Linked DNA regions of Homo sapiens: regions 2, 3, 4, 5, 6 and 7 are each linked to region 1. A link is a contact called in ENCODE Hi-C or POLR2A ChIA-PET data. All regions are on one chromosome and are shown on one strand. Each heading gives the region's core, a stretch centred on a gene start or an enhancer-like site at or near the end of the contact. The rest is flanking DNA. Distances are from core to core; before and after follow the strand shown. Region 1 holds the start of ZXDC (ZXD family zinc finger C). Region 2 holds the start of ASTE1 (asteroid structure-specific endonuclease 1). Region 3 holds the start of ATP2C1 (ATPase secretory pathway Ca2+ transporting 1). Region 4 holds the start of FAM162A (family with sequence similarity 162 member A). Region 5 holds the start of SLC49A4 (solute carrier family 49 member 4). Region 6 holds the start of LINC02021 (long intergenic non-protein coding RNA 2021). Region 7 holds the start of TMCC1 (transmembrane and coiled-coil domain family 1).

The links. Hi-C counts contacts between places; a loop is a spot of excess contacts on that map. ChIA-PET counts read pairs that join two places held with the same protein, here RNA polymerase II (POLR2A). Pooled maps may share reads with other maps.
Region 2: a loop to region 1 is called in a map of B cell, with 11 times the contacts of the local background. The contact joins the promoter of ASTE1 here to the promoter of ZXDC in region 1. A Hi-C loop is called at or near these places in 4 of 168 maps with a recorded cell type or tissue (B cell, CD4-positive, alpha-beta T cell, CD8-positive, alpha-beta T cell and 1 more) and 7 of 50 pooled maps.
Region 3: a loop to region 1 is called in a map of CD4-positive, alpha-beta T cell, with 6 times the contacts of the local background. The contact joins the promoter of ATP2C1 here to the promoter of ZXDC in region 1. A Hi-C loop is called at or near these places in 2 of 168 maps with a recorded cell type or tissue (CD4-positive, alpha-beta T cell and CD8-positive, alpha-beta T cell) and 4 of 50 pooled maps.
Region 4: a map of CD4-positive, alpha-beta memory T cell shows a loop between it and region 1 (12-fold over the local background). The contact joins the promoter of FAM162A here to the promoter of ZXDC in region 1. A Hi-C loop is called at or near these places in 1 of 168 maps with a recorded cell type or tissue (CD4-positive, alpha-beta memory T cell) and 8 of 50 pooled maps.
Region 5: a map of naive thymus-derived CD4-positive, alpha-beta T cell shows a loop between it and region 1 (23-fold over the local background). The contact joins the promoter of SLC49A4 here to the promoter of ZXDC in region 1. A Hi-C loop is called at or near these places in 2 of 168 maps with a recorded cell type or tissue (CD4-positive, alpha-beta memory T cell and naive thymus-derived CD4-positive, alpha-beta T cell), 1 of 37 single-sample maps with no recorded cell type and 9 of 50 pooled maps. POLR2A ChIA-PET finds 5 or more read pairs at or near these places in 1 of 52 experiments (RWPE1).
Region 6: a loop to region 1 is called in a map of CD8-positive, alpha-beta T cell, with 14 times the contacts of the local background. The contact joins the promoter of LINC02021 here to the promoter of ZXDC in region 1. A Hi-C loop is called at or near these places in 2 of 168 maps with a recorded cell type or tissue (both CD8-positive, alpha-beta T cell), 1 of 37 single-sample maps with no recorded cell type and 11 of 50 pooled maps. POLR2A ChIA-PET finds 5 or more read pairs at or near these places in 1 of 52 experiments (T-cell).
Region 7: a loop to region 1 is called in a map of B cell, with 10 times the contacts of the local background. The contact joins the promoter of TMCC1 here to the promoter of ZXDC in region 1. A Hi-C loop is called at or near these places in 5 of 168 maps with a recorded cell type or tissue (B cell, CD4-positive, alpha-beta memory T cell, CD8-positive, alpha-beta T cell and 1 more), 2 of 37 single-sample maps with no recorded cell type and 11 of 50 pooled maps.

Annotation. Positions count from the first base shown.
Region 1 is chr3:126,474,321-126,477,719 of GRCh38, forward strand. ZXDC (ZXD family zinc finger C) reads right to left here and starts at 1,571. Exons shown (of 10, transcript NM_025112.5): 1 at 639-1,571. The coding sequence starts at 1,545. RefSeq lists an enhancer at 1-443 and silencers at 1,001-1,260, 1,331-1,840.
Region 2 is chr3:131,025,268-131,028,666 of GRCh38, forward strand. ASTE1 (asteroid structure-specific endonuclease 1) reads right to left here and starts at 1,558. Exons shown (of 6, transcript NM_014065.4): 1 at 1,240-1,558; 2 at 207-327; 3 at 1-64. The coding sequence starts at 39. NEK11 (NIMA related kinase 11) reads left to right here and starts at 1,610. Exons shown (of 18, transcript NM_024800.5): 1 at 1,610-1,739; 2 at 2,663-2,735. RefSeq lists enhancers at 1,210-1,449, 1,590-1,649, 1,730-1,919.
Region 3 is chr3:130,892,413-130,895,811 of GRCh38, forward strand. ATP2C1 (ATPase secretory pathway Ca2+ transporting 1) reads left to right here and starts at 1,672. Exons shown (of 28, transcript NM_001378687.1): 1 at 1,672-1,925; 2 at 2,178-2,363. The coding sequence starts at 2,358. It overlaps LOC107986023 (a long non-coding RNA gene), which reads right to left and starts at 1,509. Exons shown (of 3, transcript XR_001740492.2): 1 at 444-1,509. RefSeq lists an enhancer at 1,227-1,446 and a silencer at 1,537-1,926.
Region 4 is chr3:122,382,561-122,385,959 of GRCh38, forward strand. It overlaps FAM162A (family with sequence similarity 162 member A), which reads left to right and starts at 1,622. Exons shown (of 5, transcript NM_014367.4): 1 at 1,622-1,739. The coding sequence starts at 1,706. MIX23 (mitochondrial matrix import factor 23) reads right to left here and starts at 671. Exons shown (of 5, transcript NM_001017928.4): 1 at 614-671. The coding sequence starts at 664. RefSeq lists enhancers at 1,433-1,933, 1,757-1,806 and a silencer at 1,517-1,666.
Region 5 is chr3:122,793,819-122,797,217 of GRCh38, forward strand. It overlaps SLC49A4 (solute carrier family 49 member 4), which reads left to right and starts at 1,251. Exons shown (of 9, transcript NM_032839.3): 1 at 1,251-1,717. The coding sequence starts at 1,375. HSPBAP1 (HSPB1 associated protein 1) reads right to left here and starts at 13. Exons shown (of 8, transcript NM_024610.6): 1 at 1-13. RefSeq lists a silencer at 1,088-1,577.
Region 6 is chr3:130,110,232-130,113,630 of GRCh38, forward strand. It overlaps LINC02021 (long intergenic non-protein coding RNA 2021), which reads left to right and starts at 1,476. Exons shown (of 3, transcript NR_146653.1): 1 at 1,476-1,581; 2 at 2,391-2,513. LOC124909432 (a long non-coding RNA gene) reads right to left here. Exons shown (of 3, transcript XR_007096083.1): 3 at 3,129-3,399. It also overlaps the pseudogene FAM86HP. RefSeq lists enhancers at 547-736, 837-886 and silencers at 1,887-1,936, 2,007-2,176.
Region 7 is chr3:129,892,133-129,895,531 of GRCh38, forward strand. It overlaps TMCC1 (transmembrane and coiled-coil domain family 1), which reads right to left and starts at 1,579. Exons shown (of 7, transcript NM_001017395.5): 1 at 1,362-1,579. TMCC1-DT (TMCC1 divergent transcript) reads left to right here and starts at 1,739. Exons shown (of 3, transcript NR_037893.1): 1 at 1,739-1,795. RefSeq lists enhancers at 161-953, 954-1,745 and a silencer at 1,107-1,836.

The DNA of each region.
Region 1 (3,399 bases), core at 321-2,820:
CCCAAAGTGCTGGGATTACAGGCGTGAGCCACCGCGCCCAGCCACCAGCAGTGGACTTTATCCACAAGGCTCGGCCTCTGTCTCTTCATCTGTAAAAGAGGACAGTTTTTAACCTTCACAGACGGCTAATTTTTAAAACTTCACAAAACTGTGAGGTTCAACGGAAATCAAAGTGCAAAAGGCAAAAAAAGCCAGGATGTGCGCACACCTGTGGCTATCCTCCCAGCGTGTTAAGGTCCTGAATCTGGCCACATTCATCTCTGCTCCTCTAGCACGGAGTGTGCACCCCGTAAACAAATGACGAGACTGAGGAAAATAAAGACCTGACACATAGCTCCGTGCCACTCTGTGAAGATGCGTGCCGCTTTCATCAAGCACAAGCAGGTTAAGGATATCTGTTGCCGCCACCTTTGGGAAGCGCAGCTGTGGTGATCTGCGCTACCTGCCATCGGAATCCCTGCGGCAGGGCAGGGCCAAGATCTCAAATCGAATGACATGGAAGGAGCTAGAATACAAATCCCGAAGAGCCTGCGTCCCCGGCTTGCTAAGGTCTGGCAGGCCCCTCTGTGGGGCGGACGTGGCACCCCAGACCTGCCTGCAACACCGCGCAGCCCGCCCGCCCCCGAGAGCGCGGTTACCGGGAAAGTCACACTTGTAAGGGCGCTCGGGCTCGAAGTGGCTGCGCTGGTGGGAGCTGAGCTTGGCGTGCGTGGGGAAGCGCTCGGCGCACACCTCGCACTTGAACAGGCTCTCCTGCTCGTGGCCCTTCATGTGCGCCTTGAGGTTATAGACCGTAGTGAACTTCTTGCCACAGCCGCCCACTGGACAGCCGAAGGGCCGCAGCTTGTCGTGCGACTGCAGGTGCCGCTTGAGCTTGTAGGACGTTGTGAAGGCCCAACCACAGCCCTCCAGTGGGCACTTGAAGGGCCGCCGGCCCTGACCGCCGCCGTGCGTGAGCAGGTGCACCTTGAGCTGGTGCTTCTTGGCGAAGGCCAGCGCGCACTGCGGCTCGGGGCAGCGGTAGCCGGGCGTGCTGGGGCCGGAGGCCTGGGGCGCGCGGCGGGGAGCGGCGGCGCCCGCGGTTGCGGGGCCGGGCGGCGCAGACAGCGCGAGGACGCCGCGGTCGAGACGCACCAGCAGGTCCTGGCTGCTGATGGTGACGGCGCCCGCCGGGGCTACGCCAGGGCCGGGGGGGGCGGCCGGGCCGCTGGGGCCCTGCTCGGGGCGGCTCGCCAGGTTGACACGGGAGCCAGGCTCGGCCTCCTGTGATCCGGCAGCCTCGGCGGCAGCGCCGCCGTGCGGCACTTCCAGCAGCACCAAGAAAGAGTCGCCGTCGCTGTCGTCCTCGGCGGGCGGCGGGCTTGGCCCGGAGGCCTCCCCGGGCCGCGCCCCGGGCCCGCCATCTTCAGGGCCCCGCACCAGTAGCAGGCGGCGGCGCGCGGGGCTCGCGCCGAGCGGCGCTGGGGCTCGGCGGAGCGGGCCGGGGCCGCCGCCATGTTGCCCTCCGCGCGCAGTCGGGGCGGGGAGCAGCGCCGGGAGGTCCATCTTGGTCCCAGCGACGGCGTCGGAGCAGCTTCGGACGCAGAGCTGCCCGCGCCCCGCCCAGGTGTGCGTGCGCCGCCCCGGGACGCGATCCGCGCCAAGCCCCGGCGTAGAGTCCGGCTCGGAACCGCGCGTGCGCGGACGCCGCCGGGCGATGCGCGAGGCCTGCTGGGCTGACGTGACGTGAGGCTGGGCTGCGGGGCGCCGGAGGCGGAGGCGGGGGCGGGGCGCCGGGACCGACTAGGGCGGGGCGCGGGGTCGGGGGGCGGGGCGCGGGGTCGGGGGGCGGGGCGCGGGGTCGGGGGGCGGGGCGCGGGGTCGGGGGGCGGGGCGCGGGGTCGGGGGGCGGGGCGCGGGGTCGGGGGGCGGAGCGCCGGCACCTACGAGGGCGAGCGGCGGGGCACGGGACCGACAGGGGACGGGGTGAGGCTCCCAACGCTGAGCGATTCCTTCTCGTTCCCGCTGGCGTGGAAGACGAGGCTTGTCTTGACTTCGAATCGTATTAATATTTCAGACACTTAACAGGCAACCTCTCGTAGGCATTGACTGCGTCCCAGGGGCTGTACCTGTCCGAGCTGATTAAGCGTGCGCGGTCACCCAGGGGTGAGGAAACAGGGACGGCGAGCTCGAGTCACTCGGCAGCCGGCAGATCCAGGATTCGAACCTGTCCAACAGGCCGGACGCCTACCCCCAGCTCACTTAAGTGCAAGCTCGCCTGCCGCCGCTGGCGCACAGACCTCGTTTGCTTTGGCCCAGGTCCTTGCTCGGCACACGGGGCCTCCCTGATACGCAGGACCCCTGCCTGTATTTCCAACTGTATTTCCTACTAAACTTGGCACAACCTCACTCTGCAACAGCTTAATTACTTACTGTTTCCGGTCCTCACCCTCCCCCACCTCACCGTACACCTCCGCATTCAATCTGGACTCCTCCACTTCAACTTCACCACCACTCAGATCCAAACCCGCACTTTATTCCTGGGTACCTGAAAAATAACTACTAGCTGGTCATCGGTCTCCCTCCGCTCCACTCGCTCCCATCCACGGGGCACCGTTTTATGATCTAAAAATTGCACATCAAATTATGCTCACCTCCACCTTGCTCCCGAAGGCGCCTATGGCCTTGCTAGTCTACCCTCCCCTACCTGTTTGCCCTCACTTCCCGCCACTCTCCCGCTGCCCCCCCCACCCCTCCCCCGCACCCCACCTCTTTTTCCCAGTTCATCCAGCAAGCCAAGCTGGTTCCAGCCTCAGAGACTTGGCGCAGCTGATCTCTGATTCCTCTGGGAGGACTCTGCGCCCCTTCTGATCCAAAGCACATGCTTACCCAGTCCCGTATTCCCACCTCTGTCTGATCTGTTTGCTCTTAGAGCTCTCATCACCCGTTGTTTTGTTGAGTTCCTTCCCTGCTCCTTCACTGTCTCTCCCTCTCTGGAATGTAGGCTCCTGGAGCCCAGGAACTGTGTCCTATTCACTGTGTGTGCCCAGGAAGACTCTTGGTGCATATTTGTTAAATACATGAATGCTTTATTATTAAGAGTATTTTTTTAAGTAACACAAATTATAATATTAAAAAGAATAGGATACATCTATTATATATATCAGTTTATGCCGAAAACATATTGTTCCTAGACCATTCAGTAGAGGAAAGAATAGTCATTTCAATAATGGCGGCACTGGGACAACTGGATCTCCACATGCAAAAGAACCAATTTGGACGTGTATCTCTCATCAGAGGCAAAAATTAACTCAAATTAGAGCAAAAGCCTACACGTAAGACATAAAACTATTTGAAGAAAAGTAGGTGTAAATCTATGTGACCCTGGATTAGGGAATAGTTTCTTAGATATAATATTGA
Region 2 (3,399 bases), core at 308-2,807, 4.6 Mb after region 1:
ATGATCTTCCACAAAACTCATTAGTCCTCGGATACCCATGATGACAGTCTAAAGAATTAATCGCCTGTTTAAAACAACAGAAAACATTTTCAATTGATGCTAGTTATGGGGCACCAAGTCATTGCTTCCAGCACCATTAAATCAATAGCAAATGTTATGAAGTGCTCTTTAGATAGAACATAGATATCAACATCATAAATTCTTACCTAGATCCTCAAGCAATGTTAGCTGTGCTTTTTCATTCTCCTTTGCTTTCTGATACAAGGCACAAATTCAATGGTTTCATGGGTTGTAATCTTTGGATGGTGACAGAGGCTGCTGCTAATTCTAAAGAAAAATCAGTTGAAGTCCATTACTGACACACCAGTATAGAAGTTCTGTGAACTTTGATTCTTAAGTGGTAATAGTCAACATCTTACAGCACAGAGTATTTGTTTTGTGGGGTCAAAGTAAAAAGTCCTAAGCTAAAAAAAAGATATCATATTCATCTCATAATCACAAAGCATTTGGGCTTCAGTAAAGTAAGGTGTGTAGGACCTATGATAAGGATCAAGTTTTTCTTTTGTATTGACAATCAGTCACGGAACTTCTTTCAGGCTTTGGATTTGTGGGCCCTTCTTAATTGGCATAGTTTTTGGTATAAGGAAAACTGCTTCATGCCTCTAGGAACCCCTCTATCCAGTTACACCCCTAACCACGAGCTCTTTTCATCATCTTATTTTGCATATCTGGCCCAGCTACGCTTCCTCACCTGGCTAACTTAACTCGCAGGATCAGAATTGATGGTTTTTCTTTTGACACCTCGGGCTTCAATATGGCACAGCACGGTACTGTTACTATTACTTAAAATCGTGACATTTTGTCAGTCATGGATTTTTTTTGCTATAATTTTGATTTTTAGAGATTGCATTAAAACTTACCTTGATTACTGAATTTTATTGGCATCCATTTACATTTTACACTTATCTCACCCTAGTTCCAGCCCTGTCAGTATCTCAGAACCTTATCCTGTATAGTACTTATTTCTTTGCAAGATAGTTTTGTAAAGCGTCCATAAGCAGAGACTGTGTCAAGGCGTCCTACGCAAATTACAGGACCTTGCACAGACAGTTGCATAGAGCTGCATAGGGGAAAGGCGGGCAAAAGGTCTGACCTAAGTCTTCAAACACAGGCCTTCATACACCGTGCCACCTCGGCCCTCACAACCCGCCGCCCGGACCTGCAGCAGAGCCCACCTACTCTGTCCTCCCAGAGGAGTAGCTCCTCCATCAGAAGCCCGCTAGAGCCCAGCGAGGACTGGCTCCTGCACGTGAGAGTCCAATCTCAAGAGCGGGAATCGGAAGTCTCCCGGTGTGACGTCTCTGGGAAGTACAGTTCCGTGATGCCGGTGGCGCCAGACTGAGCCAAGGAGCAGGTGTTCTCGGGCCCAGAGGCGCTAAGTAGCTAAAGAGGGCTGGGACGTACGTTCCGAAATGGCTGCTGTCAGGCTAGGAAAGCTTGGCCCGCCGGTCCTCCTCTGCTTTCTCCGCCTACTTGGGTCGGCGAACACTTCCGCCTTGGTGCCGCCTCGCCCCGACTTCCCAGTATGCCCCGCGCCGTCTCCCTGGCCACGGTTCCAAACAGCCGTGGCCCGCGGTGTCTGGCGCTCGGTGGGTGTGGTTGCCCCTAGTTTGAGGCCTGCCCGATTACCCGCAAGACTTGGGCAGCCCCGGGCGCCGCTCCGACCACGACAGGGAAAGGTAAAGCGAACTGTCCTCCTTGGGGCTAGCCAGGCTCCCCTGCGAGGGGGAAGGTAATGGTTTCAAGCTGCCCGGGCTGGGTTCCGAATCTCTAGGACGCCATGGCTGCGATCTCCTCGCTTTCCTGGACATCTTACCTCCGGATGTACTCCAGTCTCAGTGCCCCTCAATAAACGTTAACCTGCTTTGCCAAAATGTAAATGTTTAAAAAGGTGAAGAAGCAAGGAATTGTTCGTTTTACCTTAAGGTTAAGATTTACTTTAAAGGTAGATTTGTGCTGTAGCAGAAACTGGTGACAAATTGCCTTCCTCTTATTACCTGGGAAGATAACTACTGGTTTTCAACTTGTGATAAATACTCCTTCCGTTGTCTTTTGCCCCCAGCCAGATCTGTTTCACCGAGAACGGGTAGTTTGCACAAGGTAGTAACTTTCTCCAAGTTCCCATCTAGCTTTCTTAACTAACCTTTTTTCTCTCCTTTGGGCGGCAGTTGATCTGCTGGACACTTACTTGCCTTAACAAGGTTTGTTAAACACCTAGTATATGCCAGGAGGTATGCCAGGGATTGGGGATGCAGAAATAAAGAAGATGTGTTCGCAGTGCCCAAGTTCACTCAAACCTCGAGGGGGAGCGTGTTGTCAAGTGAACAGATAGTTCTAGAATCTAGACAATGCGACACATTCTTGGGTAGGTTTATGGTTGCGCAGAGGAGACTAATGGAATGGATGACCTAAAAGTGGACTGGGATGGGGGTGGCAGGGCTGAGTCTGTGAGGGTGGGCGGGAGGGAACCTAGTCCCAGAGTCTTCTGCAGCCTGGACCAGACTACTTAAGCACTGCTGGGTTTAGACTGTCCTTTAAAATAAGAGCCGCTAGAAGTGAACTTCTCATTCTGTCCGTCCCTAATTCTGTCCTTCTCTAAAAGGAACCTTAATCTCATCTTTAAAATAAGGAGAATTACTGAGTGACCTGAAGGACCCTTTTCAGCTGGAAAGTCTGTAAGTCCATATATTTATTTGAACAGCTTAGTATGGCCAGACGGCATCACTTTTATGACAGTGAAGGGGAAGTAAAAACAAAAGGTATATTTAGAGGCCTGCTCTGTAGTTGTTTTTCCAGCAGATTTTACTAACGTGTCTTTGGAAGGGAAAAGAAAAAGCTGGTAACTAATCTCACTGGTATTAGGTACAACTTAACTGATTCATACATTTTAAGAAGGAAAATGTTGTAAATGGGCATTTACTTATGTTCTGTTTTGAGGATTTTTGTGGTTAATTGCCCTAGTAGTTTTTGTGGTTGACGGACACCACCACGTAAAGCCCATTGACCATCCTTAAAAACTAGGTTTTTGTCTCATAGCTTTGGAATTGTTGAATATGAAAACCTAACTTCAAGGTGTAGGCAGTTTTCAATTTAAAATGTTATTTCTATATAGATTTAAAACAAAAGCACACTTTTCTTGATAACTAACAAAACATTTAACATTCTGATGAAATAAAAGTGATTTTACTTTGTACCTACTCATATGAAACAGTCCTGCCTTTCTTTTTTTTGTTTTTGTTTTTGTTTTTGTTTTTGTTGAGATGGAGTCTTACTCTGTCGCCCAGGCTGGAGTGCAGTGGCGAGATCTCACTGCAAGCTCCGCCTCCTGGGTTCACGCTA
Region 3 (3,399 bases), core at 422-2,921, 4.4 Mb after region 1:
AAAAATCACTGACCATGCATGCCAGAGGTGGATCATAAATAGTAACTCCTAAGACTAGAAATCTACTTGATATTTTTATGGGTTCATCTTTAAAAGTGACCTCGCTGAATAAAAGTTCAATATTTCTTAAAAGAAAGGTAAATCTAAAAACCGTCCAGAATTTTCGATCCTAGTCTAGTACCACTTACTTGGGAACAAATATAGAAGCACAGGCAACCCCGTCCGTTAATTTGGCTCCGTCATTGTGCAGACAAAAATCACTGACCATGCATGCCAGAGGTGGATCATAGTTAACTCGTTAAGACTAGAAATCTACTTGATAGTGATTTTTATGGGTTCATCTTTAAAAGTGACCTCGCTGAATAAAAGTTCAATATTTCTTAAAAGAAAGGTAAATCTAGAAAGCTGTCCAGAATTTTCAATCCTAGTCTAGTACCACTTACTTGGGAACAAATATAGAAACACAGGCAACCCCGTCCGTTAATTCTGATGTTGAACGTGTGGTTAGAGAGCACACTGCGATATGTTACAGGACCTGAGATAAAAAGCAAATTTGTAAAGTGTCTAAGTGTTGATGGAGAAAAACACATCTAGCATATACGGAAATTTTCTTTTGAGTTCTCTGTAGGATGATCACCAACTCAGTAGGTGAAGCCCTGCCCTCTAGTGGTTATGGGTGTGAGAGGACTTCTGTTCAACATTATATGTCTGGCTCACCACGGTTTATTAAAACCAATCGTTCATTAAAAAGCACTTATTAGGGGTCTGGGTAAGATGCCGAGCAAGTGAAATGTTTACGTGTGAAAAGGCATTGACACTGGACAAAGGTACAGCTGCTAAAAGAAGTGCTCGTTCATTGGCTTCGACAGCTGTACGACTGGTTTCTAATTGCTGTTCCAGCCTCTCCCCAGTTCCATATACCACAAACGAATGAAAAAGATTAGCTCTCCCTGGAGCTCTCTGAGGCTGAACCTTGCTCTCTCATTACACATGGTAACTAAGCACACCCCTTAAAGAATTTTGGGAAGTCGCCCCGCGATTACCGGCTCCCCCAAGAACCAAGCAGTCAGTGCAGGGTTTTGCAAGTGAGAGTGCGAGACTCGGGAGGCTGCTCACGGTGCTCCAGTCCCTGGCAGGAGCATGGACACCTCGCCCCTTCCTTCCGTGGGCCTCAACGTTGCCTGCTGAGATTGTGACTGCCACCCCGACGGGAGCAGCTTCCCCTACAGACTTTGTAGAGAGCGCTTAAACGCCTCGGGGACAGCGGCCATGACTCTCAGCTTGGGCCGACCCCGCGGCCGCCCCACGGGAATGCGTGGCCGACACGGGGCGTGGGCGAATCTCCGACCCTCGCGTTCAGGGGGTGCATATAAACGGGCGGACACCGTCCCTGGGGTAAGGGAGGCGCCAGCAAGAACAAGGCGGGCCACCAACCCCGAGCGACCTCCTACCGGACGGATCCAAACCCAAACATTGTCCATTCCGGGCCGAAGTCTCGGCCTTCACTTCACTTCCGCCTTCCCAGCCCGTGAACACGAATGCGCCTGCGCGCACCTCTCTCAGCGGAAGTAATAGTGACAAAGCTGGGTTCGCGGCTGGCCCAGGAGTGCGGGGCGCGACTGGGCGGCCGGCGGCGGGGAGGGGCGGAGCGCAGGAGTCGGAGGCGGGAGCAGACCAGCACGGCCTCGCGGAGCCGGCCCGGCGGACCGTGACGGGTCCCCTCACCTCCTCTTCTCTCCCCTCCCCGCCCGCCCTCTCTCCCTCCCTTCCTCCCTCCCGCTCGCTTCTTCTCACGCCGGGAGCAGGCTCCCGCCTCGCACCGCTGCCCCGCGAGCAGCTCCTCTTCTCCCGAGGCGCGCGGGGCGCCCCCGCGAGCCCCGCGGCTGAGACCCCGCAGCCTGGAGGAGGGCTGTCCGGGGCTTTGGGTGGGTACCAGTATTACCTCCTGCCCCCATTTCTAGAAACTTCCAGGTTCTGAAGGAAGGGGAGGTTCGGGTATCCCCTGGATGGGGGGGCATCTCTAGGGCGCCGCCCCGCTGGCGTGAGCTGGGGACGTTGCGGGCACACGACGGGGCGGGTGCGGGATCTTGGGGAGGGGGGCTCCCGAGATAGTGGCTGGGCGGGGAACTCCTTCCTCAGCCTCTCGTCAGCGCCGCTTCTCCTGGTTTCTCTTGCAGATGCTGCTGCTAGGGGTGGTGGGAGCAGCCGTGGGACGCGTGGCCGGGAGCGGGGGTGACAGCCTGGGATTCCGGGGGCTTCTCTTCCTTGTCCTCCTCCTCTCCTCTCTATTCCCAGTGTGGCCGTGGCTGACACTAAAGACTTTGTAGCCATCAACCCGAGTGCAGTTTCGATGGAAAATGAAGGTAAAGGCCCCTGGCCGACCGGTTGCAACGCGGAGTTGAGGGTGTGGTGGTTTGCTTTTAAGTTGTCTTTGTTTTTCCACCTTTTTATTTTCGTGAGCTTATTTATTTACTGTGTATGTGAAGTGTCCAAGGATTTGCTTACTTAGGGTATCCAGCTTTTATTTTGGTAACATGGGGCATTTGAGAGATTGAGGTTCTGTGGGTGACTGAGCTTGATTCAGCTTTCTTGAGGAATTCCTGCTCTCTTCAGCTTAGGGAATGAGAGGGAAGTTTTCATTTCAGATAGCGTCTGTGCATGTTTAAATAGCTATTTGAAAGGAATTACTCGAGGGGAAGTGGAAATGGGGGACAAGGGGATGGGGCTGCATCTCTGTATATTGGCGTTTCAAGCCTCGATGTGGTGTGTGGCAGGATTCATTTATAAGAAAGCAAGCCATGTTTTATTATGTCTAGCATTGGGGAAAAAACTCATTATTTTTCAATTCACAAAAAAAACCCAGTGAATTTAATGAAATGTTATGAGATGAGTGCTTTTCTTAAAGTTCCACCCTATTTCAAAACATCATTTAGGAGGCTGACAGCGGAACCTGTTTGTTCACTGTACACTTTGGACACATTAGATCGTCATTCACATGTTACATGATCCCTTTGGCCTCGTTAAAATATTTAATGCTTTTCCTACACAGCACTGATTATTTTTAAAATTGTTGAACAACTGTGAATAAGTGATTTTTTTTCCCCCTCCTGAAACAACACTTATTCTTTGGACTGACTTCTGACTTGTGCGTGATCATTTTTTTTTCTTCTGCCTTTAACCGGGCTGCAAAATACTATAAAAGATACTTAACAAATGACAGTTTTTTCCTCTGGTATAATTTGTTTTAAAAAATATGTGTCTGGTATAAAGGAGCTGCAGTCTTGCTGGCTGCTTCTAATTTGTTTTTCCATTGTTGAGAATGTAAGCTTGATTGTCTGACTAGGACTAGTAATTTTGAAATGGGTGTTTCTTATAGATGCAGTAATGTGTTTTGCTCTC
Region 4 (3,399 bases), core at 372-2,871, 4.1 Mb before region 1:
TGGTCAAAACCAGATCCCTATTCTTGCATTCAGGTGTTAATAATTAGCCCTAGGTCTCTGATATTTGAACATAAAAAGGCAAAACCTCTAAATATTACATCTTCTCTAATGGGCAATGACACTAGAGCAGGTACTATAATTAATCCTCCCTCCAAGCTTCCATACGTCCTGTCCCACAAAAATAGTAAATTGCACCAAGTATGTTTTATCAACTAAATAGCTCTTCTGCACCTTCTTCTCTCCCACAAAAACTCTACTTACAAAAGTAGGAGAGGAATGGCAGAAGCTGGAAACTGAGTTCAGGGAACTGCTACAAGATTGTTACAATCCTTATCCACGCATCCCGAGCTTTACCACAGCAGATTACCCAGAGCTTCCCAGACAAGGCCGGAGAGCCGCGGAGAGAACTATGACCCCCCTCCTCCCTCCTCCTACAGAGCAGCCTCGCTCCCTAAGGCCAAACCCGCGCCCCCCATGACCTCCAATGGCTCGAGAAAAGAGCTTTGAATTGCCCGCTTTTTCCAAAGCTGGTTCATACTCCCTCGCAAAGCAGGGAATAGGGTCTGGGGACAAAAGGAGGCACATGCCTGCCACATGAGGAAAACCCCATCACCTGGAACTCGGCGAACTCCTCACAGTTCACACCGCCACTGGGCGCCGCCATATTGGACAAACACGAGGACCCCGCTGCAGGCCAATCACCGCGGAGCAAAGGTGACCGCGGAGTCGCCTGACAAAAAATATAGTACGAGGGGAATCCTTAGGAAAGCTGAGTGCAAGGCTTGAGTTCAACGTGGTCCGCATCCACCTCGGAACCTGTCACCCTGCTGTCCCAACCCTTTTAACATGTCCTCCTGGAACTGGGCCAGATACATGGATCAAAGATTGTCAGACCTTGAAGGGACTGTTTACTCCAATCCCATCTTTTCACAAAAGGGAAACAATTTCCTTGTGGTTCCCCTACCAGGTCGTTGAAGGAAATCTAGGCAAGTGAGGCCTTTCTAATACCTCTCACTCCAGTGCCTAACCTCCTCCCCGGACCCTGGAGCAGGGGGGTCTTTGTTAAGAATTTGGGACCACTAAGAAACGTCAAGAAAAAACGGCATTTCTGGCAGTGTGGGTGGGTATGAGTAAAGTGTTTAGGATGGAGATGATCAAATGTTTTTAGAAAATAGGTAAATAGAAAACAAATTGAAAACATACATGTTAATTTCTCAGATTAGCCTGAGGGATGCTCCAACAAGAGATAGGGCCACTGAGCAGAGTCCAATTATGTGTTTTCTGATAAAAGCATATGTTCATTGAAAACACTGGAAGAGCGGCATACTGGAATACTGGTTTATCTGGTGTATTTCGGGAGTTTACAGATCACGAAAGTTGCACATTTCCTTTCTATTTCACACAGGTACTCCCATGGGTACATATCCGCTAGGGCAAGGGCCCACGGCGCCACACTCCACAGGACCATCTCCGAGGCTGGCTCAGGATGCGGCGCCAGGGGCACTAGGCTGGCGCCGCGGGTCTCCAGCGCGTGGCGCACGTCCTACACGCCCCGCACTGGCGCAGGCCTGTACACCGCGTCGCGCACGCCCCGCCCCCCGGCGCCGCCTGCGTCCTTCCCACTCCAACGCTGGGTGACATTGAGCTCACCAGCGCCACCGTCCCCGGCGAAGTTCTGCGCTGGTCGGCGGAGTAGCAAGTGGCCATGGGGAGCCTCAGCGGTCTGCGCCTGGCAGCAGGTGAGACGCCGGTCGGGATATGGGAGGTAGGGGAGCTGGCCCGGCCGCTGCGGGTGGGGGAATCCTGAAGCCTTCCTGGGCCCCGGAGTGGCTCCATTCCATGACGCACTTTCTCGGTTCCTCAGAATCCTACCTACTTAGTAGCCATGTGGGAGGGAACTAGGTGAGCAGCTGCTGATAGGCATTGGAGACTGCCCGTGAATTACCCTCATCTCCATCCACCCAGCTCCCACCAACTTAACTGCCCACGCGCCTACCCTTCTCCCCACCCCCGTCCTCAGCCTCCCCTGAGCTCAGTCTGTAAAGCACCTACTATCCCTAGACCTCCCCTTTACCCATGCATTCAGCTTTCCACCCTAACCTCCCCTATCTATTGCTCTCCTTGAGTCTTCCCTCTTCCCCCTGCTCCTTCCTCTCTGGAGTTTATCCCAGAAAACCTCCAGTCTGAAGTTTCCCCACTCATTAAATGTCTGATTAGGCCAAGGATTTAGGTCTTAGAGATTAATAATAATTGTTTTCTTAAAATGGAGGATACATTACTTTTAAACACTTATACAATTAATTGATTCGAATTTCTTGGAGGAAGTGTGTAATTGAAGGATCTGCAGTTTGTTTTGGTGGTAGACATTTGTGTGATGACTATTTTGGACTTAGGTAATGAAAGCTTAATTCTTTTTTTTTGGGAGAACCAGCAGAGCCTTGGCATAGTAGGGGTTGAGAAATCAGAGGGCTTGCATTTTGACTCTTTTCTGGGTACCAGAGATCTTTTGTTCAATGGCACACACTACATTATTAAAAAGTTGTTAATTAAATTTTTAAAGGAAAAATAGCCCCAAACTTGGCTATTCAAATAATATAAATATATATTGTAATGTAAATGAAGTAATGCAAAAAAAAAGAGTGAATGTTGCATAGTTTCACAAGTTTGATACATAACCTTCCCCACCTCAAGATTATCCTTTACACAGCTTATCTAGTGTTCCGGTAGAGAATGGACTGGAAAACATGTCTCAAACTAGAGAGTATTATTATATTTACTTCCTTTAAAAGCAAACACTTCTTCCACTAAAATCCTCAATACTATGATTTCATTGATTTTGTCAGTTTTGTTGAACTAATTCACCTAAAATATCTTCTGTACATCCTATTAACATTATGAAGCTTTTCAACAAGGCAAGTGAAAGGATCATTGCTCTGTAAAAAAGTTAAAATGGACTGCATGAAAAGAACTTTGACATCTTGGAACTACTTTGACATCTTTGAACTAATACTGAGTATATTGTAAGTAGTTCATCTTCTTGCTTTGAGAATATATTTATGCATCTTGCATAAATATATTTTTGCATCTCTGCAAACTTCTGATGTGTAAAAACTTCACTATTGACCACTTAACCAAAGCAGAATTCCTTGAGTGATTTAAGAACAATTTATTTTACTTCAGATATAAAATTTTTAATAGCACACTAAGGATGTTATATGAGCAGCTCTCTCCATATGATCTTCCACGAATGTCTGATGCTTTGTGAGCAACTCCGCAACAACCTACTACCTTTCACCCACTTCATAGCTAAATACTTTCATATACATTATTTTGTTGGATGGATTTCTCATAGCAGCCCTCTCAGGTAAGTCTTATTCCTCCCACACTTTATAAATGAAG
Region 5 (3,399 bases), core at 1-2,500, 3.7 Mb before region 1:
CGCCGGCTCTCACGTGGAGGTCACGTGACGGATGCTGGGCGGGACCACGCAGCTTTGTTTTGATACCCCGGGTGTGGAAATACAAACACGTGGTCTGAGTTGTGGCGCTTTTTACCTAACCCGGACCTTAGCGTTCTTTATTGTAGTCTTAGCTTCGTTTCTGTTTCTCCTTTTCTAGTCAGATCCTTCCTTTCCACCTCGGCTTTTCTCCACCCTAAAGGATTGGAGTTTTAGGGGAAGGTTTGCCGCTTAGTGGGGCTCCGGCGGTGGGATGGGTCTCTGCCGTGAGCTTTCGCGAGCCGCTCTTGGCAGCCTGGAATGCGAGGCTAGCTCACGCTTCTCTTACACCTCTCTTGCCCTTCTGGTGGTAACCTGACTCCTTCTGATTTTAGTGGCTGCCGGGAAATACGAACCTCGGGCAAAGAATCCTGTGATTGCGTTCCCTGTGACTCATTTCCCGATCCAGACAAGCCAAATTGCTTGACTTTAGGTTTTCAAGGACACTAATCCACAGCTGTCAGGCTTCTGAATTTGTATACCAAAATAAACAAACAGCTGTGTGAAGAGATCAACAACCACCTTTCTTCTCGTTTACCCTGTGGTCAAATCATAATCACTGGAGATGGATCTTTGGGGCAAAAATCTTCCAACTTTACTGGACATACCTTTATTGCTCGCCTATTGGCAGGCGAAATGGGTAAAGTTTACATATATATGAATGAAATTGGCTAGTTTGGAATCTCCTCTTTGGATATGTAAGACAAAAAAGTAACAAAAATAGGTAGTACTTATTGCACGTAAGAAATGATTTTTATGAGATAATCCCCTGGGACCAACTACGCTTAAACTTTATCCTTCGCCTATAATTTCTGAAGTTACTAACTCAACAAAAATGAGAATAAGCCCAAAATAGAAGCAAGCATCAGGTTAACTGACGTCACTTAACAGGTCACTGAGTTGTTTATTAGGCACAAGATTTAACTTGGACACTTCCTCCAAACACCCCAGGGTTCCTTGCCCAACCTCCTCGAATACAGCCTCTCTGGGAGTTTCCCTCTCCCCGACTCAGCCGCGCTGGTCCCTGCCTTTTCAGCGCTACCTGCCCTCCGTCTGGGACCTGGCTCCTTTCCTCTCGCCGGTGTTTCCTCGCCACCCGCGGAGGGGAGGGCGGACCCCAGCCTCCTTGCCGCCTGCCCCGCCTCCCCGCCTCCCCGCCGGCCCGGCTCGGGCCGCGCAGGCGCACCAGGCGCGGTCCGGAGGCCGAGGGCGACCACAGCAGCCTCCGCCTCCTGCTGCTCAGGACTATTCTGCGCTGGGCTAGTCGGCGGTGACCCGGACTGCGCCCGGCAGTGGCTTCGCGGGCGACGCGTCGCCATGGGCTCTCGCTGGAGCAGCGAAGAGGAGAGGCAGCCGCTGCTGGGGCCCGGGCTCGGGCCTGGGCTGGGGGCCTCCTGGAGAAGCCGGGAGGCGGCGGCGGCGGCGCTGCCCGCGGCGGTCCCGGGTCCCGGGCGGGTATACGGGCGCCGCTGGCTGGTGCTGCTGCTCTTCTCGCTGCTGGCGTTCGTTCAGGGCCTGGTCTGGAACACCTGGGGTCCCATCCAGAACTCGGCGCGCCAGGCCTACGGCTTCTCCAGCTGGGACATCGCGCTGCTCGTGCTGTGGGGGCCCATCGGCTTCCTGCCCTGCTTCGCGTTCATGTGGCTCCTGGACAAGAGAGGTGAGGGGTCGCGGAGCGCCAGCCCGCGCTGTCTCTCCTCCGGGAGCAGGCGCCTGCCCGCGCTCCAGGCCTGCCAGCCGCCTCCCTTGGCCCCGGCATAGGGGTTGTGTGAGGTGATAGAGTGTTGCTAGCATTCCATTTCTGACTTAGGAACCCTCCGTCCCCAAAGCGACAAATATGGAAAGGCAACCTTGCAAATATTTATGTTTTTTATCAAGGCCCTTTATGCAACACCAGGGATTTAAGCGATCTCTAAACGTTCAAGTTTTTACACATTGTGAACATCAGAGCATCCCCGTGCACGTGCGGTGTATGTGTTTTACACCTGACAAAAATGACTGATGCTTTGACTTCAAAGGGATATGGGGATGTTGAGGATGAAAGGTCGGAAAATAGATTGACGGTGCCCATATGTAAGGAAATAATGAGTTCGTTTTGTGTAATAGATGACTCCAGCCCAGGAAGAGCTATTGGGAAACTCAGATCTGACACTTTGGTTTCTGGAAGGTGGTGCTCGGCAGCTTTAAAATGTGTGTATGTGACTAGATGGCTTTCTCAGTTGAGATTTGTGACTTTCAATTAAAGCTTGCAGATGAGTGAAGATGCTTGCTTAGAATGGTACCCTGGACATCTCACTTTACCACTTGCCAGTGTGATTCTCTGAGAAGAAAAAGCCATAGGGCTGAGAATCAAGGCATACTTACCACATAAGTATGGATAAATGATTAGTAGTGACAGTCTACCCTCAAGAGGCTGTTGTGCAAGATTTTATATTTATTAATTGAATAATGCCTGGGAGCTACTTTGTACAGTTTCTGTTCAACCTTTTATAAGTTTTGTTGCAATGAGTTCTTTAGTCAGATTTGGAAGGTTGTCTTAGTCCACTGGAGCTGCTATAACAAAATACCATAAACTGGGTAGTTCATAAACACAGAAATTTATTTCTCACAGTTCTGGAGGCTGGGAAGTCCAAGATGAAGGCTCAGGCAGAATCGGTGTCGGGTGAGGGCCTGCTTCCTACACAGTGGTCTCTTCACTATAACATAAGATGGAAGAAGGGGTTAGGGAATCCCTCTGAGGTCTGTTTTATACGGGCAGTAATCCTATTCACATGGGTTCCACCCTCATAACCTAATCACCTTCCAAAGGCTGCACCTTCTTATTCCATCATTTTGAGGGTTAAGATTTCAAAATGTGAATTTGAGGCCTGGCGCAGTGGCTCAAGTAATCCCAGCACGTTGGGAGGCTGGGGTGGGAGGATTGCTTGAGCTCAGGAGGTCGAAGCTGGAGTGAGCTGTGATGGCACCACTGCACTCTGCCCTGGTCAACAGGGCAAGACTCGTCTCAGAAAAATTAATACATAAACAAAATATGAATTTGAGGGGAACACATTCAGACCTCAGCAAAAGTCAAGTGTAGGTAGGTATAGAATTGCAATTGTCTGGCATGTAGTTAGCACTCAAAATTAGTTGGTTATTAAGAGAATAGAATAGCAGGGTGATGTTAGTAGTTATACTTCCTTCTCTCCTCCTTCACTGGAATTCCTTCATTGGAATCCATGTGAAAAAGACTAAGGAATAGTTGATTGTGAATTCCTTAATGATCAACAATATAATGTAGCTGCTAAAAAAGAAAGGACAGTTTAGGCATAGAAACATAGTGTCCAAAACAAGAAGCAAAAT
Region 6 (3,399 bases), core at 226-2,725, 3.6 Mb after region 1:
CACTGATCCACAGGCTTTTGTACTCAACGCTGACAACAACCCTAAGAGGTAGGTATCATTATATCAACCATTTTATTAATAAGAAAACAACAGCACAGAGAGATGCAGTCACTTGCCCAAGGTCACACAGGGCCAGGGGTTGGGCCAGGATTTGAAGCAGGCAGGCTGTCTCCTGGGTCTGAACTCTCAACTACTACACCCTAATCAAACAATCCCTCTGGTCAAATGTGAGTGATAATAATAGTACCCACCTCGTGGGTGTTGATGGTGAGCCCAAGTTAGCATTCAGCGTGGGCATGTGAACAATTATAGTCAATACTGAATGGAGACCTATGATGCTTTTATGAAGGTTTCTATTTTGGGTTAAAAATGCACAAATTTCTCCTGACCAGAAATGATCTCTGAGTGCTAAATATTTCATGTCAATGGAATAACGCAAATGATTAAGCAACACCCCATAAAATGGGGCAGACCCAGGGAGGAATATATATCCAAACTGACTCATCCCAGTGAGCTCACCGCACATGAATTACAAATGGAGCAGGGTGCATTAAGCCCCTCTGCTGGCAGAAGGGAGGCTGCTGCCTGCCATGCGCCTGTGCTGAGAATGGCAGGTCCCCAGGGAGAGGAGAGGCCACCCCCTTCTCTGTCTCTTCCATCACAGGAGTGAAAGCCTCAGCGCATGAGCTGATTCTGTGCAGTGCTCGACATACAGATGAGAACACTGAGGCCCGAGGGACAGCCTTTGACCTGGTCACCGTGCTCAGGAGGAGGTGGTTACCCGCGGGCCTGAGGGTGCTGACTTTTTAGAATGGGCGAGGGCAGCTGTGTCCCAGTGACCAGAACGATTACTGCCTTTAAAAAGTCATGAAAATGATCGTGAACTGTACCCCACACCGAGCGCGCGTCTGCCCCCCAAGACTGTGGAGACGCCCCCAGCTTCCGCCGCCAGCTCGCGGGGCAGGAGGGGTGAGAGCGACTCTGGCCAGGCCCCAGGGACGGGGACCGGGTCTCGTGGCCCTGACCGGGGAGAGCCCAGGAACTCACGTGGCAGGAGCGCCGGGGGTTTCAGCAGGGAGACCCATCCCGTCTGCCCCTGGACTTCCGCAAGCCCCGCAGGCCTCTCCGCTCGCCCCGCCGCCCACCTGCCAGGGGAAGGAGCGCAGTGTGCGCGCCGCTAGGAAGCGGCGCTCGAAACTCTGCAGCAAGAGTTTGGTACCCGCGTTCTCCTCAGGCGCCATGACGTGGGCGGGGCCGCAGCGTTGCCAGGAGACCGGGCGGAAGCCGGGCCTGGACTGAAAAGGGGGCGGGCCCAGGGTAGTGCGCGGAGGCAGAGAGGTGGCGGGGCCTAGGGGTAGGGTCAGGAGGAGCGTCCTGGGGGCGGGCGCTAGGGCGGGGCCAAGATGAGCTTAGGAGGGTGGGGCCTGGGGTGGGGCCAGGATGAGCGTCATGAGAGCGAGGCCTGGGGTAGGGCCAGAATTAACGTCGTTGGGGCAGGTCCTGGGTAGATTCCAGGTTGGCGGGTCCTGGGGCGGGGCCAGGATAGGGCGATCCTGGAAGCTGGGCTTCGGAAGCGTCCAGGTTGGTGGCGTCCTGGAGGCGGTGCCTTGCGTGAGGGCAGGATAAGAGTCCTGGAGGCGGGCATTAGGGCGGGGATAAACGCCATTGGGTTCAGGAGGCGGGACTCGGAGCAGAGCCCAGGAGACAGGTCCTAGGGCGGGGCTAAGGCCAGACCCAGAGAAGGGCTCAGGAGGCGGGGCCGGGGCGGGGCGTTGACTATGTCTTAGCACATGGCCAGGCGGTGCGCGGACTCTGGGAGGCGGAGCTTAGGACGGGCCCACGTGGGGAGGGGCCCAGGGTCCGGGAGGCGGGGCGGAGTCCAGGCTGCGGGCTGCGCTCAGGAGGCGGGCCCTGGGAGGCGGAGCTTAGGGAGGGGCCGGTGTCGGGAGGGACCCAGGGACTGGGAGGCCGGTCGGGGCTGGGCTCAGGGGCCCAGACCTAGCTGGGCTTGGGGCGGGGCCGAGACGGAGCGAGGGGTCCAGGGTGTGGGAAACGGGGAGGGGTTTGAGGAGGGGATCGGAATGTGGCTCAAGTTCGGGAGGCGTTACCTGCGGAGGGTTTGAGGCAGGTCCAGGAGCGAGCCCACGGTCTGCCGACGCGGGGCCAGGGGCGGGCCCCAGGATCCGGAGCTTCGGGCGGGGCCGAGTCCGGGTTTGGGGCCCGGGAGGCGGGGCCAGTTAGAGCGAGGGTCCCTGGGATCGTCAGGTCAGGCCTTGGGCTAACGTAGGCACTCGCAGTTCCTCCGCCTTCAGGAAGGTCTTTTTAGCAGGGGCCTTACGGGTGCGCGCTTCGGTCCTGGAGGCCTTATCCTAGCCTCCTCTCTCCATCAGCGCCACCCGTCTGGGGCCCAAAAGGAGGGAGCTTTACCTCTGTCCCCCAGCCTTTGGAGTGTCACCAAACAAGCCATTCGTTCACCAAATACTTATTAAGTGCCTGACAACGGAGATGTAACGGTGAGAAAAACTCGGTGTTGTCCAGGCCCTCCAGGGGCTCAGGGGCTCGTGGAAGAAGTGGACATTGAAGTATTTATCACACAAATGAGTGTAAAAGTACAATAGCATATCTGCCACGAAGGTGAGCAGACAGAGCTAGCGGGGCTTGCAGGAGGAGTTTTGATCTTGCGGGGACAGGAAGGAGGAGTTAGCTCCTGCGGGGTGGGATTGGGGGTTGTGGTGATATAGACGTGGGGACAGAGTGGAAAACAACAAAAATATAATTATTTTAGTTCAAAGTTATTGTGTCTTGAGTTGAAAGGCAGGGCAGTTAGCAACACAGTTCAGATTTCAGTACTGTCCCTGAAATCTGAACTGTGTTCAAAGTCTAAAACGTTTACCTTAGCAAATTCCTCATAAAACTCCATTTGGAAGAGTCCCGAGAGCTAATTTGTTAAGTATACTTGCAGAAGGTAGATGAGGAGACAGATTAAATCTTATTACCTCTTTCAGATGAGAGGCACTTGAGCCCTGCTCAGCTATGAGAATAAGAGGGGGAATTAATTCTAATTGAATACACTTGTTCTCTTATAGCTGTTGTTCCCCACCAGAACCAAATGAGCGCAAGATCTGACAAAGAAAAAAAAAGGTTCATCTTTTATTCCCCCATACCCTTTCATTTAAATCAAGAGGATGAGATGTGGTTATTGCTGTGTTTTTAGGCAGAATCAACGGTTTCTGGGTCTGAGATGTTGCATACACCCTCTCAGTCCCTGTAGCCTGAGATGGAGTCACGTGAGAATCCACAGCAAGTCCTAACCAGGGATGGGTCTGGGTGATTAAGGAAGGTTGGCTTCAGAACTGGGCCAGGGGCACTGCTTTGCTTTTGCTGTTTTGATCAGCTCTC
Region 7 (3,399 bases), core at 329-2,828, 3.4 Mb after region 1:
TAATTATAACAGTTCTACATCACATGCTAATGAATTTTTAACGTCTAAAATTTTCCTATGCTGCTGATCAGCAATCTATAAGCAGCTCAAAACTCTTCAGAAATTAAAAGGTTACCACCCACAGACCAGAAGCAGCTTTTTAATCTTTCTACACTAGCCAGAGAGTGGGTGATTGCAAAAAAATACAAGCCAACTCTGTTGGTAGAGGACAGGGTTATTAAGTTAAAATCCCATCTATAAGCATCGTTTTGTCACATGACACTAGTAAAACTACCACCTACTCACAATTTGAGTTTCAATCTCCTAATATACAGAGAAAAAAATGTATCTACCTCCTGGAACAAATCAAAGTTTTGTTTTATTTTAAAGCAGCTATCTGATATTTATGCCCTGGATTTTTTTTTTTTAAGAACAGAATAAGCTAATTTAGGAATTCACACCTTTCGTAGAGATGCTTATGGTACAGGTACCTCTGACGGCTAGGCTCTACCAACACTAACGTGTAACGTGTCACAAAAGCCAACGGGCGTTGCGGGGGCCGGGGGTAGCCAACAGCTCAAGTGGGCTGCTTCACTCCGTGGCAGATTCACCTGGGGATTCCTCACCAAGAATGTTGTTAAGGGACGAACCAAACCAACCACAAATGATACCCCTTTACCGAGGCTGAAAAAGCAGAGATTCGCAAGCTATAAACGAATCTCTGGCCCTTTAGGGAAGGTGCAACTCGCTGCACCTCTTTCCCCTATCCTACAGGGGTTAACAGGGGGCATCCTGAGGCCGAGACCAAGCCCAGCCAGCTCCTCCTCACATCCCACCTCCCACTACATATTCTCCCCAGTACGCCGGGCTCCCTCCTCCCCTCGAAAGACAGTTCAAAATCAAAACAATAGGTGCAAAACTGGTTTCAGGTGGAAATGGCTGAGTCCTGGTGGCTAACTTCTGGGACGCCATGGCGATCGAGGGCTCCTAAAACCCCAGATTCCGACGGGAACCGGCTCCTAAACAGTCCCTCGGGCCTCGGCCCGACTTCTCACACGCCCCTCCCTCACCTCGGCCCTGGGATGCTGGGAAGGGAACGAGGCGAGGGGCTGGAGGGGAACCCCAGGTCAAAATGACAGCGGAATGAGCCGGGAAAGGAAAGAGGCCCCGTGGGATGCTGGGGGTCGAGTCCTAGGCCCGGGGCTTCAACCTCGAACGGGGGCGACGGCAGGTCCCAGCCCCGACAGGCCGCGAGCGGGAGGCCAGGCCCGCGTCCGCTGCGCCGCCAGGCCACGCTCCCTCACGACTGTCCCCACCCACCGCGGAGGGCCGTGAGGGGGCCGCGACCGCCGCCAGCGTCCGGGGCGGGGGCGCTCACTCACCGGCGGGGAGGGGAGGAGCAGCCGGCGTCTCCGCCAGCGCCGTCGCTCGAGCTCAAGCGCCTGCTCCTTCCACTGCGGCCGCCGCACCCGGTCCATCCCCCACAACCACCCCCCCCTCCCGACCCTCCCCCCGCGCCGCCTCAGCCGCCGCCGCCTCAGTCACCGCCACCGCCGCCGCCGCCTCAGCCCCGGCGCGGGAGGGCGAACCGGCGCGAGAGAGCGAGCGCGCGCGCGCCCCCGCCACAGCCGCCACCGCCCACAACCTCCGCCCCCGGCCGGCGGCGCACGCGCAAGGGAGCGGGCGGACGGGCGCGCGCACGCCGCAGGGGCGGGGATGGGCCCTGGAAGGCGTGGCCCCTCCCCTAGCCCGCCTTCCCACGCGGTCTCTGGGCTGGTTGAGCTGCGCCGCTGCAGGTAGTGCTGAGTTGCTCCAGGTAAGCTCCTCCTCTCAAAAAGCTCTAGGAACCGAGCCACCCTCGCCCTAGGAGCAACGCCCCTGAGTAATATGGGGTTTCGTCGGATTTCTGCCCGCCGCTCTGGATCACACGTTTGTTCTCCCTATTTGAGTCGCAAGGCCTTCCTTCATTCCACCTAGCAGGCTGCTTGGAAAAGGGCAGAGACTCATTACTTTGCACCAGGTATTACCACTGAAGGGATTGTAAGCAGCCACCAGCCCATCCCTTTATAATTCCCATTTTCCTAATTTATTTTATTTTTATTACTTATGTAATGAGGCTTCTTCCGTGTTCAAGGAGCTGGGAGTACCATATGGGGTCAACGGAGTCCCTGGTCTCATGAAGTTTGAGATCTGGTGGAGAAGGAAAACATTCATGGGAGAATCAGACAAAATTAAGTTTTCAATTAGTAAAAATCTTCTGAGAGGTATATGGTACTAAGAGAATCTTTATGGGGGAATTGATTTAGTTGAGGATGAAGAGGGTAGAATCTGAGGAATTGAGTTGGGAGGAGTTAGTTGCTCCAAGGGGTGAGGTCTTGGCATGGCCAGAATGGGGAGCGCTAAAGAATATTGAATGTGGAGTAGACTGCGAGTGTGGGAAGAGGTAGGCGAGAACAGGTGAGGATTGGGGACCTATTTATTTATTTATTTATTGAGACAGAGTCTCACTCTGTCACCCAGGTCACCCAGGCTGGAGTGCAATGGCTCGATCTCAGCTCACTGCAACCTCCGCCTCCTGGGTTCAAGCGATTCTCCTGTCTCAGCCTCCGGAGTAGCTGGACTACCAGCGCACGCCAGCGCACCTGGCTAATTTTTGTATTTTTAGTAGAGATGGGGTTTCGCCATCTTGGCCAGGCTGGTCTGGAACTCCTGACCTTGTGATCTGCCCGCCTCGGCCTCCCAAAGTGCTGGGATTGCAGGCATGAGCCACCACACCCGGCCGGATTTGGGACTTTAATCTGAGTGCTTGGTAGAAGCTATTCAGGTTTTTTTCAGCAGGGTTGCAGGGGAAATAACTTGATCATTATGTCTGTTTTTTGTTTTTGAGAGGCAGACTGGAGTGCAGTGGCGCGATCTCGGCTCCCTGCAATCTCTGCCTCCCGGGTTCAAGTGATTTTCCTGCCTCAGCCTCCCTAGTACCTGGGACTACAGGTGCACGCCACTGCACCCAGCTAATTTTTTTAGTATTTTTAGTAGAAACGGGGTTTCACCATGTTGGCCAGGATGGTCTGAATCTCCTGACTTCATGATCCACCCACCTCGGCCTCCCAAAGTGCTGGGATTACAGGTGTGAGCCACCTTGCCCCCAGCCCATTATGTCTGTTTTTAAGTTACTTAGATAGCAACGTGAAGAGTGGTCTGATGGGAGTCTCAAAGCTGGGGCCGGGAAGCCAGTTAGGAGGCCACTGGCCACATAGTCAAGGCAAAGTAGGAGGGTAGTGACAGAGAAGAGTGCTAATGTAGTGGTAAAATGGACAGGACTTGGCAATAAATTGAATGAGGAGTGAAGGAGAAGGAGGTGGCAAGGTTTACTTAGATTTGAGGTTGGTGGAGGATGCATTTATAGATTTCAGAAGCACT